Regions from separate parts of the Homo sapiens genome. Here region 2 is linked to region 1. Evidence: chromatin loops called from intact Hi-C (ENCODE). Cell type or tissue: Caco-2. All regions are shown on one strand. Links, peaks and the distances in the headings refer to the core of each region. The heading gives the core; the rest is flanking DNA. Region 1 overlaps LOC105375167 (a long non-coding RNA gene). Region 2 has its middle 170 kb from the start of LINC02587.

Evidence for each region. Peaks named below come from ENCODE experiments on the same cell type or tissue, not always from the same donor. Only the 100,000 strongest peaks of a DNase experiment are listed, where the experiment ranks them.
Region 2: it touches region 1 in a loop (7-fold over the local background); 3 of 110 quality-filtered maps call a loop at or near these places.

Annotation. Positions count from the first base shown.
Region 1 is chr7:15,758,883-15,770,026 of GRCh38, forward strand. The region is part of intron 2 of LOC105375167 (a long non-coding RNA gene); the gene reads right to left. Among named protein-coding and RNA genes, the nearest start is that of LINC02587, 76 kb to the left of the region's middle. In Caco-2, for the core only: no CTCF peak of the experiment used is centred there; DNase peaks (open chromatin) are centred at 6,199 and 6,439.
Region 2 is chr7:15,849,084-15,860,227 of GRCh38, forward strand. No RefSeq gene overlaps it. Among named protein-coding and RNA genes, the nearest start is that of LINC02587, 170 kb to the left of the region's middle. In Caco-2, for the core only: no CTCF peak of the experiment used is centred there; a DNase peak (open chromatin) is centred at 6,808.

The DNA of each region.
Region 1 (11,144 bases), core at 1,514-9,513:
TATATGAAACAAAAACTCACAAAATGAAAGGAAAACAATTTGACAATAATACATAGATACTGCGATACCACTTTTAAAAAGGGATAGATTAGTAGGCAGAGCACCCAAAAATAAAAAAAAAGACTTGAACAAGACTATAAACCAACCAGACATAACAGACATCTATTAAATATTCAGATCAGTAACGTCAGAATACACATTTTCTCTATTGCACATGCAGAATGGACAATATGTTAGGTCCTTAAAAAGTCTTCATAAACTTAATGATTGAAACTAGACAAATGAACAAAATTATGTATGAATAACTTAAAGAGTTTTTGAAAATGTACGAAGTTGGGAAAATTATACAACATACTCCTAAATAACCCAAGAATCATAGAAGTCAGAAGCAAAAATAGAAAATACTTCGAGATTAATGAAAAGGAAAACACAATACACCAAAACTTATAAGATGTATGTAAAACAGTTTATATAGGTAAATTTATACCAGTAAAAGTCTATACCAAAAAGAAAAAAATTCTAAAATCAAGAACCTAAACTTCCAGCTAAAGGAAATAGAAGAAGGAATCAAACTAAATTTAATGCCCATAGAAAGAAGAAAATAATATAGATTAGAGCAGAAATAAATGATATTGGTAAAAGAAAAAAGTAGAGAAAATCAACAAAGCCAAAAATTGATTCTTTGAAAAAATAAAAGTATTGACAACCTAGATGGATGAAGAAAAAAAAAAAGATGAGTCAAATTGTTAAAATCAGGAATAAAAGTCCACATCACTAGTGACCTCACAAACCAAAAGAAGACTAAATAAGGAAGACAAAATGACAAGGCAAAGGTATAATAAGGAAAGAAAACTAGATACTACCATCTCTTATGAATGAAGATGTAAAAATCCTAAATACAAATCCATCAACAATAAAAATGAGTATACACCATGACCAAGTGCGATTTATCCCAAAATGGAAGGTTGACTTAACACATGAAAATAATTCAGTTTAATATATCATATTAAAAGGACAAAGAATAAAAACTACATGGTCATCTCAATAGACACAGAGCAGAAAAGGCATTTCACAAAATCTAAAACTCTTTCATGATGAAAAAAAATTACAAAACACAGGGAATAGAAGAGACCTACTACAATGTGGTAAAAAGTATCTATTACAAATGCATTTATTCTTGCCACTTCTATTCAACATTTTACTGAAGGTTCTACACAGGGAAATTAGGCAGGAAAAAAAATAAAATTGGCTGGGCGCAATGGCTCACACCTATAATCCAAGCACTTTGAGAGGCCGAGGCGGGCGAATCACTTGTGGTCAAGAGTTTGAGACCAGCCTGACCAACACAGTAAAAACCCGTCTCAACTAAAAATATCAGAATTAGCTGGGCTGGGCGTGATGGTGGATGCCTGTAACCCCAGCTACGTGGGAGGCTGACGCAGGAGAATTGCTTGAACCTGGGAGGCAGAGGTTGCAGTAAGCCGAGATCATGCCACTGCATTTTAGTCTGGGTGACAGAGTGAGACTCTGTCTCAAAAAGATATATACATACATACATAAAATAGAATAATAAAATAAAATTCATCTTGATTGGAAGGGAAGAACTAAACTACCTCTATTTGGAGATCTCATGATCTTGAATGTTAAAACTCATAAGCAATTTCCTGTCTCTCCCTAAAAAAACTTTTGGAACTAATGAACAAGTTCAACAAGATTGCAGGATATAAGAACAATATAGAAAGAATCAATTGTTTTCCTATATACTGCCAAAGGACACCCAAAAATGAAATTAATAAAACAATTTTATTTACATTTAGTATCAAAATAATAATACTTGGCAATTGTCTGAATCAGTTTGGTGTTACTATAACAGAAAAATGAGGCCCCGCATACTTTATTAAAGAGTTTTGCCGGGCGCGGTGGTTCACGCCTGTAAACCCAGCACTTTGGAAGGCTGAGGTGAGTGGATCACGAGGTCAGGAATTCAAGACCAGCCTGGCCAACACGGTGAAACCCCGTCTCTACTAAAAATACAAAAATTAGCTGGGCATGGTGGTGCGTGCCTGTAATCCCAGCTACTTGGAAGGCTGAGGCAGGATAATTGCTTGAACCAGGACCCAGGAGGCGAAGGTAGCAGTGAGCAGAGATTGCACCACTGCACTCCAGCCTGGGCTACAGAGCAAGACTCTGTCCCACCTCACAAAAAAAAAAAAAAAAAAAAAAAAAAAAGTTTCATTTGGCTCATGATCCTAGTGGCTAGTGGCTGGAAGGTTCAAGATTGGGCTTCTATATCTGGTTAGTGACTCGGGCCGTTTCAACCCATACTGGAAAGTGGAAGGGACATTTGTAAAGAGAATGCCTTGTGAGAGAGGAAGCAAAAGAAAGAAACTGAGGAAGCCAGAGTGCTTTTGAAAACCTGCTCTCATACAAATTAACACATCCCTGAGAGTGAGAACACATTCTATGGGAGGGCATTAATCTATATATGAGGGATCTCCCCATAACCCAAACTCCTCCCACTAGACTTCACCTCTAAATCTGCCACATTCACATTTCAACATGAGTTTTGGTTGAGATAAACAATATCCAAATCATAGCAGTAATAAAATTTCACAAAAGAAGTTCAATTCTTGTACACTGAATACTGCAAAGCATTGCTGAAAGAAACCAAAGAATTCCTAAGTAAATAGAAATAAAAATTAATGCATTGGAAAAAATTAATATTGCCAAAATGACAGTGTTTCTCAAATTAATCTACAAATTCAACATAATCCCCATACAAATTCCAGTTGCTTTTTTTTAAATAAATTGACAAACTGATCCCAAAATGTCTATGAAAAGGCATGGACCCAGTGAACTAAAACAATCTTGAAATTCAAAAACAAAGTTGCAGGACTCATACTTCCTGATTGCAAAACTTAACATCTGTAAGATTTAAGACTATGTGGTACTAACATAAGTCTAGACATGTAGATAAATGGAATATAATTAAAAGTCCAGAAATAAGCCCTTACACTTATTGTCAGTTTATTTTAGACAAAGGTGCCAATATGGAGGGAAAACAGCCTTTTTAAATTTTCCATCATTTTTTGCAAGTGCATAGATTTTTGCAAAAGAGTAAATTTAGACTCCTTCCTCACATCATATGCAAAACTTAACTCGAAATGGACAATAGACCTAAATGTAAAGGCTAAAACAACAAAACATTTAGAAGATAACACAGGACTCAATTTTTGTCACCTTGAATTAAACAGTAGTTTCTTAAATATAACAATAGGCTGGGCATGGTGGCTCATGCCTGTAACCCCAGCACTTCGGAAGGCCAAGATGGGCAGATTCTTTTGAGCTCAGGAGCTTGAGACCAGCCTGAGCAACATGGTGAAACCCTGTCTCTACAAAAAATACAAAAATCAGCTGGGCGTGGTGGCTCACTCCTGTAATCCCAACACTGTGGGAGGCTGAGGCAGGCAGATCACCTGTCAGGAGCTCAAGACCAGCCTGGACAAATGGTGAAACCCACTCTCTACTAAAAATACAAAAAATTAGCTGGGCATGGTGGTGTGCACCTGTAGTCCCAGCTACTCAGGAGACTGAGGCAGGAGAATTGCTTGAACCAGGGGGCAAGAGGTTGCAGTCAACCGAGATCGCACCACTGCACTCCAGCCTGAGCAACAGAGCAAGACCCGGTCTCAAACAAACAAACAAACAAACAAAAACTATGATGAAGGTAAGTGTGCTCTGGAGTTACTTTAAAATGTCAAGCCTCAGAAATACCAAGCACAACATTGCTGAAGATGTGGAGAAATTGGAACCCTCATTTATTGTTGGGAATATAAAATAGCTCAGATATTTTGGAAAAACAATGGCAGTTCCTAAAAAGGTTAAGCAAACTTACCACATGACCCAGCAATTCCAATCCTAGATGTGTGCCTGTTACGGAGTGAGTTGTAAATAATTCACTGCCACCAGAAGCCCAGAGTGCACAAACCTGAGGAGCAAAGCAATCTCTTCCTTGGCTCCACAGGTTGCAACACCTCTTTGGTTCTGCAGGCAAGGCTGCCTAGCACAGGACTTCAGGGGACAATCTGCAGGTTATGGAAGGTGAGATTACCACCTAGAGTTGAGGGTATGGGACTGTCACCCCTTTGGGCCCTGAAGGTGGGGTTGCCATTCCAGTGGGCCTGCAAATTTGGCCCAGATGGCACAGCATTTAGACAAAGAGAATTATTCTCCAGCCTTAAGATCTAATGGAATTTGTTTAGCTAAATTTTGGATTTGCTTGGGATTCACTACCTCTTTCATCTTTACAATGTCTTCCTTTTGGAATGGTTTTTCTATTCTTTTTCACCAAGCATTTTGGCCGCACATAACTCTTCTGGATTTGCAGATTCAGAACTGGAGAAAAAATTCATCTCAGGAAGAATCTGTCTTGAGTCTCACTCATACCTGATTTAGACAATGTTTAAATGAGACTTTGGACTTGGAGTTGATGCTGAAATAAGGTAGGACTTTGGGGGCTGTTGGGCTGGGATGAATATAACTTTACATGTGAGAAGGAAATAAATGTGGGGGGCAAAGGGCAGAATGTATGGACTGAATTGTATCTCCTTTCAAATCCTCTATGGATTTGCCTGTTCTAGACATTTCATGTAAATGACATCATATAATACATGATGTTTTCTGATTGACATCATTTAGAACAATGTGTTCAAGATTCATCCATATTGAAACATGTATCAGTACTTTATGCATTTTTGCTGAGATATTCCATTGAGTAAATATATCACTTTTGTCCATTCATCAGTTAATGAACAATTGGGTTGTTTCTACTTTTTTGGCTATTTTGAATAATGCTGTTATAAACATTAGTGTACAAGTTATTATCAGACATATATTTTTATTTTTAGGGGAAATATAATTAGGAGTGGAATTTTTGGTCATACAGTAACTCCAGATTTAGATTTTTGAGAAACCACAAAACTATTTTCTAAAGTGTATCTACAGCTTTTCATCATCCCATGAGAAATGTATGAGCTGCAATTTGTTATTGTCCATCCTCTTTATTTAGCCATGATAGTAGTATTAAGTGGTATCTCCTTATGCTTTTGATTTGCATTTTCCTAAAACTAATAATGTTGAGTGTCTTTTCATGTAGAGACAGGGTTTCACCATATTGGCCAGGCTGGTCTTGAACTCCTGACCTCATGATCTTCCCTCCTCGGCCTCCCAAGTGCTGGGATTACAGGCTTGAGCCACCACGCCCAGCCCTCATCATAGTTTTAATCACAACTTCTTTCATTCTTTCTTCTGACCCGTGATGATTCCTTTGCTTTTCTCTATCATTCCATCTTATCAAACTCCTGCCAGCACATTCCCAGAAGGCAACACACAAAAAGGAACTTGTGAGGCTTTTTAGGATTTTTTTTTAATACTTTGTTTTAGTACTATGACATTTGCCATCACTTAGTCAATTTGGTTTTGCAAGGCAAGCTCTCTGAAGCTGGTTAATTTTGCTTAGATACCCTTTCTACAGTTTTCTTCCAGGCAGTTTCTGGGTGCCTGGAGTTCAGCTGGAGTGAGTCTCAGGCAAGGACTGTCTAGTGGCAGAACATTTACACATGAGGATAAAACTAAATTAAAAAAAAACAATATAACTAATTAATGTAACAGCATAAATTATATATGCTCTTGGTAATTAGTTATGTTTACATAGCAAATTAACTCATGATCTTAAAACAAATTTGTGCCCTTCCAATAACCTCTCCAATGTGGGAGAAGTCTAAATACTGATGGAAAAATAAATGAGGTAAAATAAATATTTTTTATTCAGTTAACTGTGAATTTTCTTAATAGCCCAAGTAAAACTAGTGCTTCTGGTTTCCAGCTGTGTAGTTCCTGTCTGCAATTTTTTTTTAAATGACCTTTTTCGTTCACAGTGGTCACATAAACCTGGGATATCCTCTTTAACTTTAAATTACAGATTATCAGTATCAGGCTGGAATTAAGTCATAAAAGATTATTGACTGATTCATTAGGGCTGATGCTGTAATGTTTCTTCAACTCATAAAATGCATTTACTATGAAGCCAGAGATTCAGAGATTTTTTTGATACACAGATTTTTCCATGGTAACAGAGATGATCTTGTCATTTTGTAATTTACTAGACTGAAGTAAGGCCCAGGCCAAGCACGTGTTCAAAAAAATTGGCGGATGCTCACAGCTTGCAGAACAAATTCCAGCCCAAAAGTAAAGGCATTACAAATGCCTAAAATTACAATCTTTATCTCTAAGGCAGGTGTTTCAAAACTGGAGTCGTCCCAATTTTTTTTTTCCTTCTTGGTTATTGTTTTACTACAAGAATTTGAAAAGGATATTGAAGATAAAGCAGGTGTTAGATAAGATTCCTCACCAGGAATGACTCATCAAGAGCCAATCAGGGGTTTTCTATCTGTGAACATGACCAGGGTGGTGGCTTGGGTATGGCTATAAAAATTCCCTTCACAAAAGAAACAAATATTTTTAAACAAAAATTTGAAATAATCCCCACTTTAAGGAAAAAAAGAATCTCCATAGTCACTTGCACTAATTAGATTCCAATGAATCTGTTACCATGTGAACATAAAGTGAGCAGTTCTGACTTTGTCTATTACATTAAGGTGTATTAGATCCTTAAAATTTTAAATTTGATTAGATGATACACTAAATATCTTAGTACATTTAAATAAAACATATCAAAATGAATTGTTAAAACAAAATATATTAACCAAAAGAATGAATCAGTAGCAAAAGGGAACAAACATAGAGTTTAAGATGTTCAACACTGGAGTCTTCCAGAACTATGCTAAGTTATTTTTCCTTGGAATAAAACTGATTAATAGATAATATCAAGACAGAGGTTCATTGGCCCCTTTGTCATTCACCTCCGCTGGGAATTATGGCAAAGAACAGTTGCCCTTGTTAACCTGTGAACATTTTTCACTCTCTTAGGTCATTGACTCTAGCTCAGGGGTCCAATTTTCCTTTCATTCATTAAGCACATTAGGAAGCAGAGTTCCTAACCCTTTCCAGTCTAAATGTGGAACAATCACATCCCCTCACAATCCACTGCCAGCGTGCTGGGACCTTTACGTTTCACTGTGCTCTCGCAGTGACGCAAGTTTCTAACAATTGAAGGATATTAACTCAAAAACTTGTTTTCTAATTGGAGGAGCTCAAGGGATTTCAAATAAATGAACTTGTATAAACTGGAAGCTGATACATGTGCCTTTCCAATTATTTTTTTGTTCAAATTAGAGGAGAGGGCACTGCTAATCTCAGAAAGCAGATTTCAGAAATTATTTTAGCTATGAAGCCAACTCTGAATAACAAAACTGAGCAGTTATGAATTGTTTAGATAACTGAAAAGATATAATCATGTCTTTCATCTTAGTAAAGATACCATATATTCAGAACAATGTCATTTTATTACTTAAATATGTGCATGTTATTAATCCATTGGATTACTTTTATTTCACCAATAAGAAGCAAAGGAAATGTCCAATTGAATATTAGATGTTTGCTAGACCTTTCTACTTTCCTCTAATTTATATAAGCTAATTGTGAATTTTTTGAAACACAAAGTGTTTATTTGTAATTATGATCAAAATATTGTCTCTATTAGTAAACAATTTACTAATAAATCTATATTGTTAGCATCATCATGGAACAACTTCCCACACTATTTAAGTTAAGCACATCACCTTCAAGAGACTGAAATGAATGTGTCCAGCAGGCTTTCAAGGAACTTTCAAACTGTGCACTGCCATGTTGAGTTAAAAAAATTTGATTTAGAAGAACGATAGGGAAATCTTCAGTGTTCTTTTTCATTTTCTATATCTCACAGGAGGGATAGAGAGAGAATATGTATTTGAGAAAAAGAGAGAGAGAGAATAAGTATCTGAGATAGAGAGAGAGAGACAAAGAGAGAGAGAGAATATGTATCTGAGAGAGAGAGAGAGAAAGAGACAGAGACAAAGACAGAGAAGGTAGGGGCTCATATAATTAAATCTCTATTCAGATAATATTAGATACTTCTTATAAAGAATGAGATTTAGGCCTCTTCTTAAAATCTATAATTGATCTTCACAAGGGGAAATTTTCATTAAGAAAATATTTTATTTTATTTTTAATGTAAAATTATATGTTAATATATAAATCTATCAGAAAATTTGATATTAAAAAGCTGCCAGTTCTCACCAGCACACACACACACACACACACACACAAAATATCTCCAATGGCAAAATAATGTTTTATACTTAAAAATTTTTTTCACTCACCTCCTAAAATTAAGACACTCACTGGTCCAGTTGGTAAAGTGTGCATATTTGGGTATAAGATTGTAATCATTAGCTACTCATTTAAACATGTTGTTCAAGTTACAGAAGTGATTCATGAAGACACACGTGTTGTATAATATTTATACAATACATAACACAACGAGGCCACTAGTTCTGCAATATATATTACCAGTAGCAAAAATTTTTGAAAACAGTGACTCTATATTTTTTATTCTCTTATGTGTTCTACAAATATTTATTTTGTAGTGTATGACAAATGACCAATTTACAATTTCAATGAAACCATATGAGATCCCCATTTTCCAATAACTGTAATAAGATGCAATGTTATCCTTCAAATCAAATTTTTAAAATATTATGGATAACACATAATATTTTCTTGCTTTTTTATTTGCCTTTCTGTTGATATTAATTTGAGCATATTTCAATACATTTTCAAACTACTTATGTTACTACTACTTACATTATTTTAAACTACTTTTAAATGCCTCTGTATGTTTTACTTGTATATTTTAGGTTATTTTTATTTTTATATTTTGTTTTACCAGAACTTTTTATATAGTCTCTGCAGGGTAGTTACATTGAATGTTTTATTTGGTCAAGTTATATTTACTAAAGATGCTTCTTGTAACTAAAGCTAGTTATTATTTTTTGTCCTAGGAAAAGAATAATAAGACATCCCATTAAGGGGCAACAGAATTAGAATAAGTAAATGAATTAATATAGAAGACAATTTCTGTAAAAAACAGAGATTATAAACAAATTATAATAGGAAGTCTTAGTCATTACTAAGGGTCATACAAAATGGTACAGCCACTTTGGGAGATGGTTTGGTAATTTCATACAAAACTAAACATACTCTTACCATACAATCAAGCAATCGTCCTCCTTGTGATTTGTCCCCAGGCTCTGAGCTCACCCCTATGGCCCCAGGCTCCAGGACTGCCCAGCACACCCAGGTTCCAGACACACTGCAGCACCAGACCAGCCCTCATGGCTCCAGGCTCCAGGCCAATCTCAGCACCAGGCTGATGACGGCCCTAGACTAGCAAACCCATGATCCAGGCCTGTCTCCGTAAACTTTGGCACTTGCCAGCCACCATGGATCTAGGCTACACATCCTGCCCCTACAGTCTCAGATTCCAGGCCAGCCTTTATGGAAGCAAGACCCTGTAACCTTCCCCCATGGTCCAAGGCTATAAGCTCACCTAATAGGAACCCAGACTGGCCCCCCCATGGACACAGGATCAGGCTTGTTTCCATGGATCTGGTGCTAAGCTCACTCTGATTCCAGGCTGGTGATTGCAGACTCAAGCTCAAAGCTTATTCCATTGCCAGGTCTCCCACGATGGACCCAGGCTTCAGGCTAGCCATTCAGTAGTCAGACCCACTGTATTAGTCCATTTTTACACTGCTCTAAAGAACTGCCCAAAACTGGGTAATTTATAAAAGAAAGAGTTTTAATTGACTCACAATTCCGCATGGCTTAGGGAGGCTTTGGGATACTTAAAATCATGGCAGAAGGGGAAGCAGGAATGTCTTATATGGTGGCATGTGAGAGAGCATGTGAAGGACGAACTGTCAAATACTTATAAAACCTTCAGATTTCATAAGAACTCATTCACTATCATGAAAACAGCATGGGGGAAACTGGCCCCACGATCCATTTACTTCCCACCAGGTACCTCCCTTGACACATAGGGATTATGGGTATTACCATTCAAGATGAGATATGGATGGAGACACAGAGCCAAGCCATATCACCCACCATATGAAACCTAGTGAAAGGCCGTCCCCTGTAGACCCAGGATCTAGCCCAATACCCACAGATGTAGACACCAGGACCACCTACATTGACCCAAAATCCAGGCCCATGGAGTGGACCCAGGACCTGGCTCAACCCTGGAGACCCAAGCTCCAGAGAAACCTGCTCACTGACCCAAGCACCAGGCCAGTCTACCTGAAGACTTCAGCAGCAGTCTCTGGACAGGCTGCCTGATAAGGGCTTTTCCTGCTAAATCCAGTCTGTAAAGACTGGAAAATGTGCCTACTTCAAATGCACAGAACCAGTGCAAGAGCACAAGGATCACAAATAATCAGGAAAACATAACACCACCAAAGAAACAAAATAAAGCACCAATAACTGAACCTAAAAAATATCTGACAAAGGATTCAAAATAATCATTTTAAAACAGCTCAGTGAGCTACAAGAGAATACATATAGATATATAAACAAAAAAATTAGGAACACAAAACATGAACAAAATGAGAAGCTGAACAAAGAGAGAGAAACCATAAAAAAGAATGAAACAAATTCTGGAGCTGAAGCACACAATGATTAAAGTAAAAAATTCCATAGAGATTCACTCAAGTAGAAGAATCAGTGAGCTGCCAGACATGTTCTTTGCAACTACCCACATATAGAAACAAAAAGAAAAAAGAATGAAAAAGAATGAAAAAGACTATAAACTTATGGGGCACCATCAAACGAATATTCTCATTGTGGGAGTTTTAAGAAGTAAGAGAGAAAGACAAAAGGGCAGAAGACTTATTTAAATAAATAATAATAGAAAATTTTCCAAATCTGGAAAGGGAAATTAGTATTTAGATTAAATGTAAAGAAATTTTCAGTTAGATACATTATAATGAAATTTTCAAAAGTCAAAGGAAGAGAGAATTTTGGAAGCAGAAAAAAAAAAGTGAAAAGAACCTTGTTGACTGCAAGAAAATCTTAAAATGGCCATCAGAGGACTGCTCAGTAGAAACTGAAGAGTAGGAGAAAGTGAGATGGCTTATTCACAGTGC
Region 2 (11,144 bases), core at 1,891-9,890, 91 kb after region 1:
CCTTATCCCAAAGGTGTTATCATATTACAACAGCTTTTGGATGGAAATAGGCGACACCTCATCAGAACAGTTATGTGAGAGTGCTGGATGGTTCTCCAAGCACCATGGGCTTGACATTTCTTTTGCAGAGAGCAGTGTTTTGTTGCTGTGTCCTGAGCACAATGGAGCCCATTGGGAGCTCAGCTTTTTCTTTCCTTTTTTTTTTCTTTTTAAAAAAATTGCTCTAGGTTTCTACATATAGGAACTGCTGTTTTGGTGACTTTTCCAGAAGGCTTTTGGAAGAGGGAGTGTTGTCCAACGGTACATAGATAGAATTGCAGAAGGCCATAGGCCAGTAACAGACACTTGTTTTACTAGCAATTTATTTATGAATCTCCCCATTCATATATTTTCATCAGCATCACGCAATGCTTCCAAAAAATGATACGAGTTTCTTCCTTAGTGTTATATTCAAGAGCCATCTTAAGTGAGTGCCATTGTGTTTACCTGGTTATGGTCACACTGGGGTCAAGAACAACCTTCAGTTTTATCGCAATATAGAAACATACTTTAAAATCAGGTGAGGTGGAATCCTGGCTGGCTTGTTGTATTAACTCTATAAATTTGTATAGATTATTTACCCTGAGTCTCAATGTACTCACTGAGGCAAAATGAATGTTAAAATATCTAGCCCATGCTCAATGCAAAATGAATAATAGTTTCTTTTCTTCCCCTTTAAAATATGACAATTAATTTGAGAGCCTTAGAAGAATCCCGAGCATGGGAAATAAATATTATATTTTCCCCTGTGTCACTTTACAAAAAAGACCAAATTAATTCTACATTTTTCTGGCAATAATGGTTTGCTTTTGAATGCATAGCTCCTTGATATTTCTTTTTAAAAAAAGAGAGAGGAGATGAAAAGAAAACCTTACATCTAGTATACAGTTGATAAGAGCAATTGAAAGAATTTTAGATACTGAGCTTACTAGATCCTTCAGTACTCCATTTGCCCTTCCACTAATAAATTAAAATTATGTCCTTTAAAAAATTATCTAATGCATAGGAATCATCAGACGGTTCACACTCGGGGGGTCAAAATTATTAAGTTTCTTATTTACCAGTAGCAGGAAACAACTTGAACTAACAAGCACAAAGGGCAACATATAGGAATGATTTTGAGAGTCTTTACTTAGAATCCTCTTCCCTCAGATACGTCTCAGTTTTTCTTGTTTTTCCTTAAAATTGTTATTCAAATGTAACTTTCTTAGTGAGTTCTTACATGACCTCTTTTAATAAAATTATAATCCCCTATAGATTCTCAACTCCTTTTACTTAACATATTGCATATTGACTTATTTATATTGTTTATTTTCCGTCTACTCTCACTAAATATAAGATCCATGAGGGCAGAGATTTTATACAATTTTAAGATTTATATATAGACCAATTGCTTTGGCCTCAGCAACTAAAACGAATGACTGGCACACAATGAGCATTCAAATATTTGTTGAATAAATGATTGAAATTGAATTTTATAAAATCTGAGAAAAAATAAATTTTGACTTCAGAAAGAACCAGGGCCATGTCCTTTCAAAACAATACTCTTTAGATTTTTTCCCCTGGAGACCTACCATTAACATGGAAGCCCATTTTTATGGATAGAATGTGTCTAAAGTCCCGTTCGATGTTCATTCTCTGTTAGCATACCCAAACAGTTAGTTTGGAGGAAGATACAACTAACTTGCCTATCATCATCATTAAATAGCACCTCAAACATTTCTGTGCTTAGATTCTGGAGCAGTGACCAACACTGAAATGCCTACTTACCATGTTCATATAAAGACATGAGGCGGTCTAGGTGTAATTCAGTGGGAGAAGTGTACCCTGTGTAGTGTACCCTGGTGACAATGTGCTGAAGTAGAAAAAAAAAATTCCTCTTTGAAAGAGTGAAGCTCCTATTCAATTTTGGCTGAGTGTTCTATTGGGTCAAAGCACATGTTGTTCAGAGCTTCTGATTTTAAAAAGAAGCTGCATATATGGATCTTTTTATAAAACCTCTCAATTTCAAAATTATATCAGCCACTTAAAATATTGTGTTAAAATATACTGCAAAGGTCATGCAAAGTATATCTAAAAGACTGGTGTGACTGACAGACCATATATTTATAATTTCTGGTCTAGCTTCCAATTCTAATTATCTGAGTAAATACGTGAGCCTCCTGTCCGCTCAGTGGCGGCATTAGATTCTCATAGGAGCACAAGCAATTGTGAACTGCACATGTGAGGGATCTAGGTTGCGTGCTCCTTAAGAGAATCTGACTAATGCCTGATGATCTGAGTCTGAGGTGGAACTGTTTCATGCTGAAAACATTGATCCCCGTCACCATCTGTGAACAAAATGTCTTCCTCGAAATTAGTCCTTGGTGCCAAAAAGGCTGGGGACTGCTGTTCTAAGCCATCTTAACTTTATTTGTGACATTTATACAATTATTAACAAAATCAACTGCTTTTCAAACTAGATTTCTAATACATATATATTTTTTTAAGTTTTTCTTTCTATAGAATCCCCTTTGCTCTCTTGATTATTTTAGCATGCTCTTTAGGATTTTTCTAGTTCTTTATATCCGTGTCTTCCTTGAGTGCTAAGTAGCATAGATTAAAAAACACTGAATTTGCCTACAGAAAACCTAGATTCTATCCCTGGATTGATCTATCTCTTACTAGCTATGCAAGTTTGAAATAAGCTATTTAAACCACTTAGATCTATGCAATTCTACTTTTAAAATGAATATAACAGCCCTGTTCTTTTTTACCTGATGTGAAGTCACCTACATGAAAGAATTTGCAAACAATAAAAAGCTTTAAATGTTAAGTCTTATTCAAGTGGAGGAGCACTGTGGCTTTACACAACAGCTGGGTCTCTCTGAATGCTTTATTTCTAATAAAATGCTTTATTGCCAATAACACTCTTTATTTTCAATAACATTTAGAATGCAAAATTGCATAGTTTTGTTGTTGCTGCCGTTACCATTGCAACAATATTCTAAGGTGTCTTCTAGACTCCGTGATTTTTTTCCTAGGTCATGATTTATAATTAAGAGTGTAGTAACTTATATATTTATTTGCCCCATCCTAACTTATCCTTTTTTCTCCCTTCACATCAACTTTCTATCTTATTTTTTTGTTGTTAACGATCTCCTTTCAGTCACACTGAATTTTACTTAGGAAATCATATTCAATCTTTTCTTATTATTTATTTTTATTTTAAGTCACTTCCTCTACTTTTACCTTCAAAAATCATATTCACACATCAATAGCTGCTCAAATAACATGGTTTTTATGAAGCTCCGATTCTTCCACTAAAATTTTTCTCAATATTTTGAAACATCTATATAACTTTATAACTTTGAGGCTTAATGCATTTTGGGTAAAATTTGCATTCATGTTTCAAGATACAATGGCTCAGACTTGTTCACTTGTGTAACCCTGCAGCTATTAAAATAGGACTCTGTATTATGTATAATAAGTACTCAAAATGAGTTGAATTAATGGGTCTTCTTTAACTCTGTTACCTTTATTTTCCTACATCAAAGTCAAATGTCATTATTCTTTATTTTCATTGCTTTCATTGGATTCTTGCCTGCTATGTCTACCAACTCGGTATTTCACTACACAGAAGACCTTATAATAAGAGAGAAAAAACTTAAAATTTTTTTTTGTCTTTATTCTAAGCAATATATTTAACATATTGGTTGAGACTGTGTTCCAGCCTCAGTCCCTAGGGAACCTTGACACTAACACTTCTCTAAGTAGAGAAATGATCATTTATTCCTACACATTGCTTCCTGTCATTAAGCCATTTCCGCACTTAAAGACAAAACACTTTCCATAATAACAAGGAAATTGGTTTTTTAAAATTGTTGTTTGACCACCTATAGGATACACACTTTCAATCTCTTTGAAAGTGGAAATAAAATTACCTTCTTTTTTGTCCATATCACCTCTGAGAAATCTAGACTCGTTTATTCAATAAATCTGTACTGAGAACCTTCTATGTGCCAGGTACTGTAAGGGACTCTAAAGATACATATAAGAAAAGCCCATTTTGCTTTCAAAAAGCTTTGCTGTCTGCAGTCTGCTAAGAGCTGTAATGAGGGTAGAGAGGCAAACCTCTAACTCTACCTTCATGGAGGTCTACGGAGATTTAACTGAGGTGAACATTTAAGTCGAGTCTTCAAAGACAACTCACTTGGTGCCCGAGGGACAGGAGGTGCATTCTGAGAAAAAGGAAGAGCATATACTGAGGTATGAAGGCAGGCACCAGCATCATGATGTGGTGGAGGGCATGCAGGCTAGCAGGTGTTTCAGGAGAGGAGCTATGGAGGAAGATGAGATGGGAAGAGGCCCTACTGCAGAAGGCCTTCTGAGCTATGGTGGAGAGTTCCTACAGTCTGGCCAATTAAATATTTGCAGGCAGGGGTGGGTACAAATAAGAGATGTGCTAGAGAGTTTACTCTGATGGTGGAATAAAGAATATACTATGGAAGGCAAGGCTGGAGGCAGGCAGGAATGTTTGTAAGTTATCTGAAAAATCTAGTCCAATGCTCTGCACCATTAAAGAGCAGCAGCAGTAAGGAAAGGAAGGGACAAGATGTATTTTTAGAAGATTTAATAGGGATTTCCAATTGTGATTGAGTTAATTAATGAGACATTATTTTCCCCTTATAGAAGCTATGTTACATATCTCCCCAGAAGTTATACTGTTCTAGGAATTCATGATGCCATCATTCTTTCCAGCTGCTGCCCTCCTGACAAGTATGGGGATACGAATCACCACTCTGAAGTTCCCAGGTTTGCTTCCAGTTTCCTCCCAATGGACACTGTGCACTGAAAACCATTAGTCTTTGCTACCACAAGTCAGCTTAGCATGACAGCTTGCACATTCTAGCCAAAAGTTTCACCAGAATCCCTGATGACTTATTTATACTAGTCTGTCAATTAAATATAGAGCATAACTCTTTATTTACCCAGTACAACTTTGTTTTACTGTTTTAACCTGCCATAGTTTGTGCATCTCTTGATTTCCTTTAAAGATGATCTTATCCCTTCTCTCAACCATCTCTGATCATTCCTCATTTCCCATTTTAGCTTGCCAACGTGAGCTACAGTCAAGTTATTTTTTATATGTGACACATATTTTTCCTTGGGTTTCTGATAAGGTCATTGTAGGAGACTCCAGGCTTCCTGTGCTCTAATTCCTCTCTAAATGATTCCTGTTTCCTTTTACCAGTTTATGTCAATAAGTGAAGATAAAGAATTATGGGCAAAATGGAATTCTGATACATTATAGTTTATATACTATAAAATTAAAACTGTTGAGTCTACCCTTAATTTTGCAATGTTGTTATTTATTAAGAACCAGAAATATAATTAAAGTACATTGCACTTGTTCCAGTAATTCCATATATTAATTCTAGCATTGTTTTTAAGCACAGAAAATATTTAAAAATAACCTAAATGCTCTAAGATGGTATATTTAGTGACAGTCACAGTGTACACAGATAATATGCTAAGCAGCTATTAAAAATTACTTTAGTATTTTGAAATGAAAAGCTATTCGTTATATGTAATAAAAGAAAAGCATGTACATAATTAGATATAAAGTATGAACTTATATTGTGATAGTTTTTTTTTCCATAATTCTATTTGAATAATAGAATTTCAGATGACTTTGATTTTTACAATTTTTTACCTTCTGGCAAAGAAAGCTGCTCATTGAAAATCCAGAATCCTTGCTCTGTTTATTTGGGAATACTTATCCTGGGTTTGAGCTCTGCCAACATTTTCAACAAGATATTAGTAATGCAAATGACCAACGTTCCATTGTAAGAATGTTTTCAAGAGATATTGCAAAACAAAACAAAAGTAAACCAAAAGCCTTCCATCATTTCCTCATAGTTTGGAGCCCTTGTCGGACCAAAGAGAGATACCAGGCCTCACCTGTGCCTGAGCCTAGTCAGGGTTTATTTCACAAACAGTAATGCCATGATGACTAAATCAAATTGGCAACTCCAGATTAAATGGAGATAACACATTGTGACCAGTTTAATCAATACAGTTTTCTTACTTTCTATTTTAAGGTTTATTTTGAAACTTTACGTATATTTTGTAAAATAGCAAACAGTGTTTCTTCCCTTTTTCTATACTCTTTCTTTTGAAAGAATCCGCACCCACACCACCCTTCAGTCCAGTGACCAACAGCAGCATTTCTCATTGTTATTCCTATACTAAGAAAAAGAAAGGACAGCTCCTGGGCCAGCTGACATTCTAATCTATGATCTCTATTTTCTTGGTGACTCACATTCTGCCATTTCACACTTGATAACTAGCATGGGTATATTGCATGCATTTTTCTTACTTTGTTCCCCTTTACTTTGGCAAGTCTCATGGAAAGGGGAGGTGACTCCTTCCAATATCTAGTGGTCTTTTTTCCCTCACAATCTTGGAAATTACATTCTAAAATGTGAAACTCAATACCATGCCACCAACGCATTTTGTATGTTAATTCGCCAAGAAGATAAATCGCATTTTCTCATGTTTCCAGAATCTCTAGGATTTTACGGCATCCCACACTTGCTCCCAGGATGCTCTACCCTGGAGCCCCATCTGGTTTTCTTTTCTAACCATGTTCCCCTGAGATCTTCTTTAATTTGAATTGTATTAAATTCATCAAACTCTTTAATGAGCCTTGGGCATTGTTCGACTTGTGTGGTGGCCTCTCCTGGATAGTAGCAGAGGGGAATCTTAACTGCCTTCAGTGTATATACTTCTGGGCGTTCCCATCAGGTCTAAGCACTGTTTCACATTATGTGAATGTCATAAATAACTTGGTTGAAAGGGTCAATGTTTTCTTATCTTGAAGAGAGTCAAAGGGCAGTTTGCATTTATCTAGGAAATGCACCTCACAGATGCTAGTCTTAAAAGCTCCTCAGGGGATGGGTGGGGAAGTACTATTATCCTTACATAATTCTAAAAATCTGGGGGGTAGTAAACCAACTGCATAAATCCTTCCCTTTCCTTTTAATCAAGGCTATAGCAAAAAAAAGAATAAGAAAAAAAATACTGCTCCTAATCACAAGTAATTTTATTTTTCTTACAATATACTGTTTTTCTCAGTAGTATATGCTTTCTTTGTCCCCTCTTGGCTTGTTTTTTAGGATCTCTTTTACTTGTATACAAAGTGGGTTGTAAGAGGCTTACTTCAATAGTATCCTTGAAACTGTCTTAAGTACACCTCCCCATATTAAAAGAGAAGGAGCCAAAGAATTTTTGTTTGCTTTGTTTTTGCTGTGATGAACTGGGATCTGATTTAAGAATTTAACACAAACCAAGTTAAAATAAAATAGAGTTTTGCAACTGTATTTTAAAGGCCCCCTACACAGTCTACAGCTGTCTGGATCTGTTCCTGGATGGAAATCATAGATGAAGTCTGTGATATCTCCCTATTGAATTCTTAGTCCACCACCCATTTTCAGTTCATGCAGTCTGCCCCTTGCCAAATTCCACTTCCTTTAGGCTGAATCTATGTCCATTCATTTATGTTTAATGTCTGGGAAAATCAGCTTCTAAATTCCACATAAGTGGAATTTTACCAGTCACTTTAAAGAATTGATAACACATTCCTGGAAAATTCTTTTTTAAAAGAAATATTGTAAAATCAATTCTACTTTATTGTTGAGTTCTACAATTGAACTAGTGAATCTTTTTTTGTTGTTTAACGAACTTTGTTGAGGTGTATTACAATGTACGTCAACAATACAATATATAATAAAATGGACTTAAGTATACAGTTTGATGAATTTTCACAAACACATTTATATCTATCTGTGTAACAACCAATTCAGTCAAGATACAGAATATTTTCATTCCCCTAAAAAATTCCCTTTTGCCTCTTCCAGAGAGCACAACCAGTGCAAAATTTCTAAGGTGGGACTGAGTGTGGCAGGTTAAGGAAACTGACAGAAAGCTAGCGTCGCTGTGGCATAGTGAAGAGGCAGGGAAGAATGACATGAAAAGAGGTCAGAGAGGCAGGTGGGGCCTGATCTTGCATAACCTTTTATTTTGTGGAGAGAAGTTTGGCTTCCACTCCGAATTCAATATAAAAAAAACCACTGGCTCTTGATTGGGACCTTGTACATAGAAGAACATTATGGTGTGATTTTTCTTCCATCTCCAGCTGTTTAGCCCTGCATTTTCCTCCTGGCATAGGTCCTCTGCTTCATGCTTCCCTGTCACATCCACAGCTGCATCAAACAGTTTCCCCTGAACTCTCTTTTTATTTTTGAGACAGTCTTGCTCTATTGCCCAGGATGGAGTTCAGTGGCACAATCTGGGCTCACTACAATCTCTGCCTCCCAAGTTCAAGTGATTCTAGTGCCTTAGCCTCCCGAGTAGCTGGGATTACAGGCACGCACCACCATGCAGAACTAATTCCTTCCCCTGAACTTTCATACTACATTGTGCCTTCCGTTACTTACATTGTTGATTCCCTTCCATCTTTGAGCATTTAAAAGGAATGGAAGGAATAAAAGAGAAAGAAGGAAAAGGAGGAAAGAAGCAAGGAAGGGCTGGGAGCTCTTTCTTGGCAAATGCCTTGCACATAAATGTTCATCTCAGGATCTGCTTGTGAGGAACCATACTTAAGGCAGCTTTCCTTGGACGTCAATGGCAGTCATAAATGTAATAAAGAAACTAAAGAGCTCTGCAGAATGGAAACCCACTTCAAGTTGTTTAACCAGCATGTCCCTAATTTATGGAACCATGCTTAACGTTGAGTAGACAATGAAAGTAGTTAAGAAAAACCATTTTTAACCTTTGATAGAGTACTCAAACTCTTAAAAAGCCTACTCTAAGTTTAAAAACTATTTTATATTATAATTATGTCCTAAGGGGATTATAAGCACATAATTAGTCATTATTTTTATTCTGATGTTTTTACCCCCAGACTCTCCTAAATTGCACTGCCAACCCCTCACTTCATGTGGATATAGTTAAGATGACCGTTCATGCCCACATTCATTTGCAAAAGTGTTAAAATTTGGGTGATCAATTATATAAATCCCTAGTTATAGTGAAATCATAATTTTAAAACATTGTCACACTGGCTATGACACTAAATTATATATTTGTTCAGTAATATAGCATTTCCCTAATTGGGAATTTACTGCTTGCTATGGTTTGGCTCTGTGTCCCCACCCAAATCTCACCTTGAATTGTACTCCCATAATTCCCTCATGCTGTGGGAGGGACCCAGTGGGAGATAATTTGAATCATGGGGGCAGTTTTCCCCATACTGTTCTCATGGTAGTGAATAAGTCTCATAAGATCTGATGGTTTTATCAGGGGTTTCCACTTTTGAATCTTCCTCATTTTTTCTCTTGCCGCTGCCATGTAAGAAGTGCCTTTCACCTCCCGCCATGATTCTGAGGCCACCCCAGCGATGTGGAACTGTAAGTCCAATTAAACCTCTTTTTCTTCCCAGTCTCAGGTATGTCTTTATCAGAAGCATGAAAACGGACTAAGACACTGCCATATAAGTGGTTATATGAAAAGTGAGACAAAGTAAACAATCTCAAGGAAAACTTATATTTTATATTTCATGGAAAATGAGTCTCAAAGAAGTTAAGAAGCTTACTCAAACTTGCACAGCTCACTGGGGCAGAGCTGGTACTTGATTCAGCTGTGACCGGTTCTGATACCTATGTTCTTTGCACCTAATATTAGAAAGTACGGCTATAAAGAAGAGTCAACATGTATCTCTTCGGCTGTAGCTGACACAGTTGTCTTCTTTGATTACAACAGATAAATACATAAATAAGAGTTGGACATGAAACATTTAACATGAGATTACATTAGTCTATATTTAAATTTTTAACTACTTTCAACTATTATTATTTAGTTGGGTTCTTTAAAAGCATATATACAAAGGACTCATGAAGTAATGGTTTGACTCAGGCCAAGGACACATTATGGCTTTGATGTTCTATGTTTGTAAGAAAGCATCCCTTAACATCTCCAATCCTAATGCATTCTTCTGTACCTGGTAGGATATTTGGTGGATTGGTGTAACCTTCAGATGAATCTGATATTACAAATATTGATAGACAGCCAGGGATTCCATGAGAGATTCTCTCTAATCTTTCCCTGTGTTCTAGGCAGCATTTCCAAAGGATTGTGAATAGAAGTGATGTACAAAAGCTGTTCTGTCTTCTCTTAAGACACAAAGTCAAGAGACTGCTGCCTACCCTCCAAGTTTTTCTCTCCCCAACCCCCAAACCACTAGAAAAGATATTTAGAAAATTCCAGTGTATCTTACGGACAACAGATTCTGATGAGTTTCTGACTTTTTCTAGGGTCTTTTAAACAAATCACCTTTTAATAGATCCCAAAAGAAAGAAATATCTAGGGCATATGATTTGGAGTTTATTATTCACACCAGTTTTGAAACGTGGATGTCTTAATTACAAGTGTATGTTAATTGCAGCACTATTCACAATAGCAAAGACATGGAATCAACCGAAATGCCCATTAATGATAGACTGGATAAATAAAATGTGGTACATATATGGTACATAGAATACTATGCAGCCATAAAAAAGAACAAGATTATGTCCTTCACAGGGACATGGATGGAGCTGAAGGCCATTATCCTTAGCAAACTAATGCATTATCCTCAGAAAACCAAATGCCACCTATTCTCACTTATAAGTAGGAGCAAAATAATGACAACACATGGACACAAAGAGGGGGACAACACACACTAGGCCTATCAGAGGGAGAGGATCAGGAAAAATAACTAATGGATATTAGGCTTAATACCTGAGTGAGAAAATAATCTGTACAACAGACCCCATTACACAAGTTTACCTATGTAACACACTTGCACATATACCCCTGAGCTTAAAATGAAAGTTTAAAAAAAGTGGATATTTTGCAGTGGTACTGATATCTTAAACTACCCAGGCAATCCCAGCTGAATGTTTGTTCTGAAAGTATTCAGGAGAAAACTAGAGAAAACTTCACCATGATCACCTCAGCATGCTACAAATCTATTTCTGCACAAAGAGAATTTCTTCACTAAGATGTATCATTTGGTGCCAGGG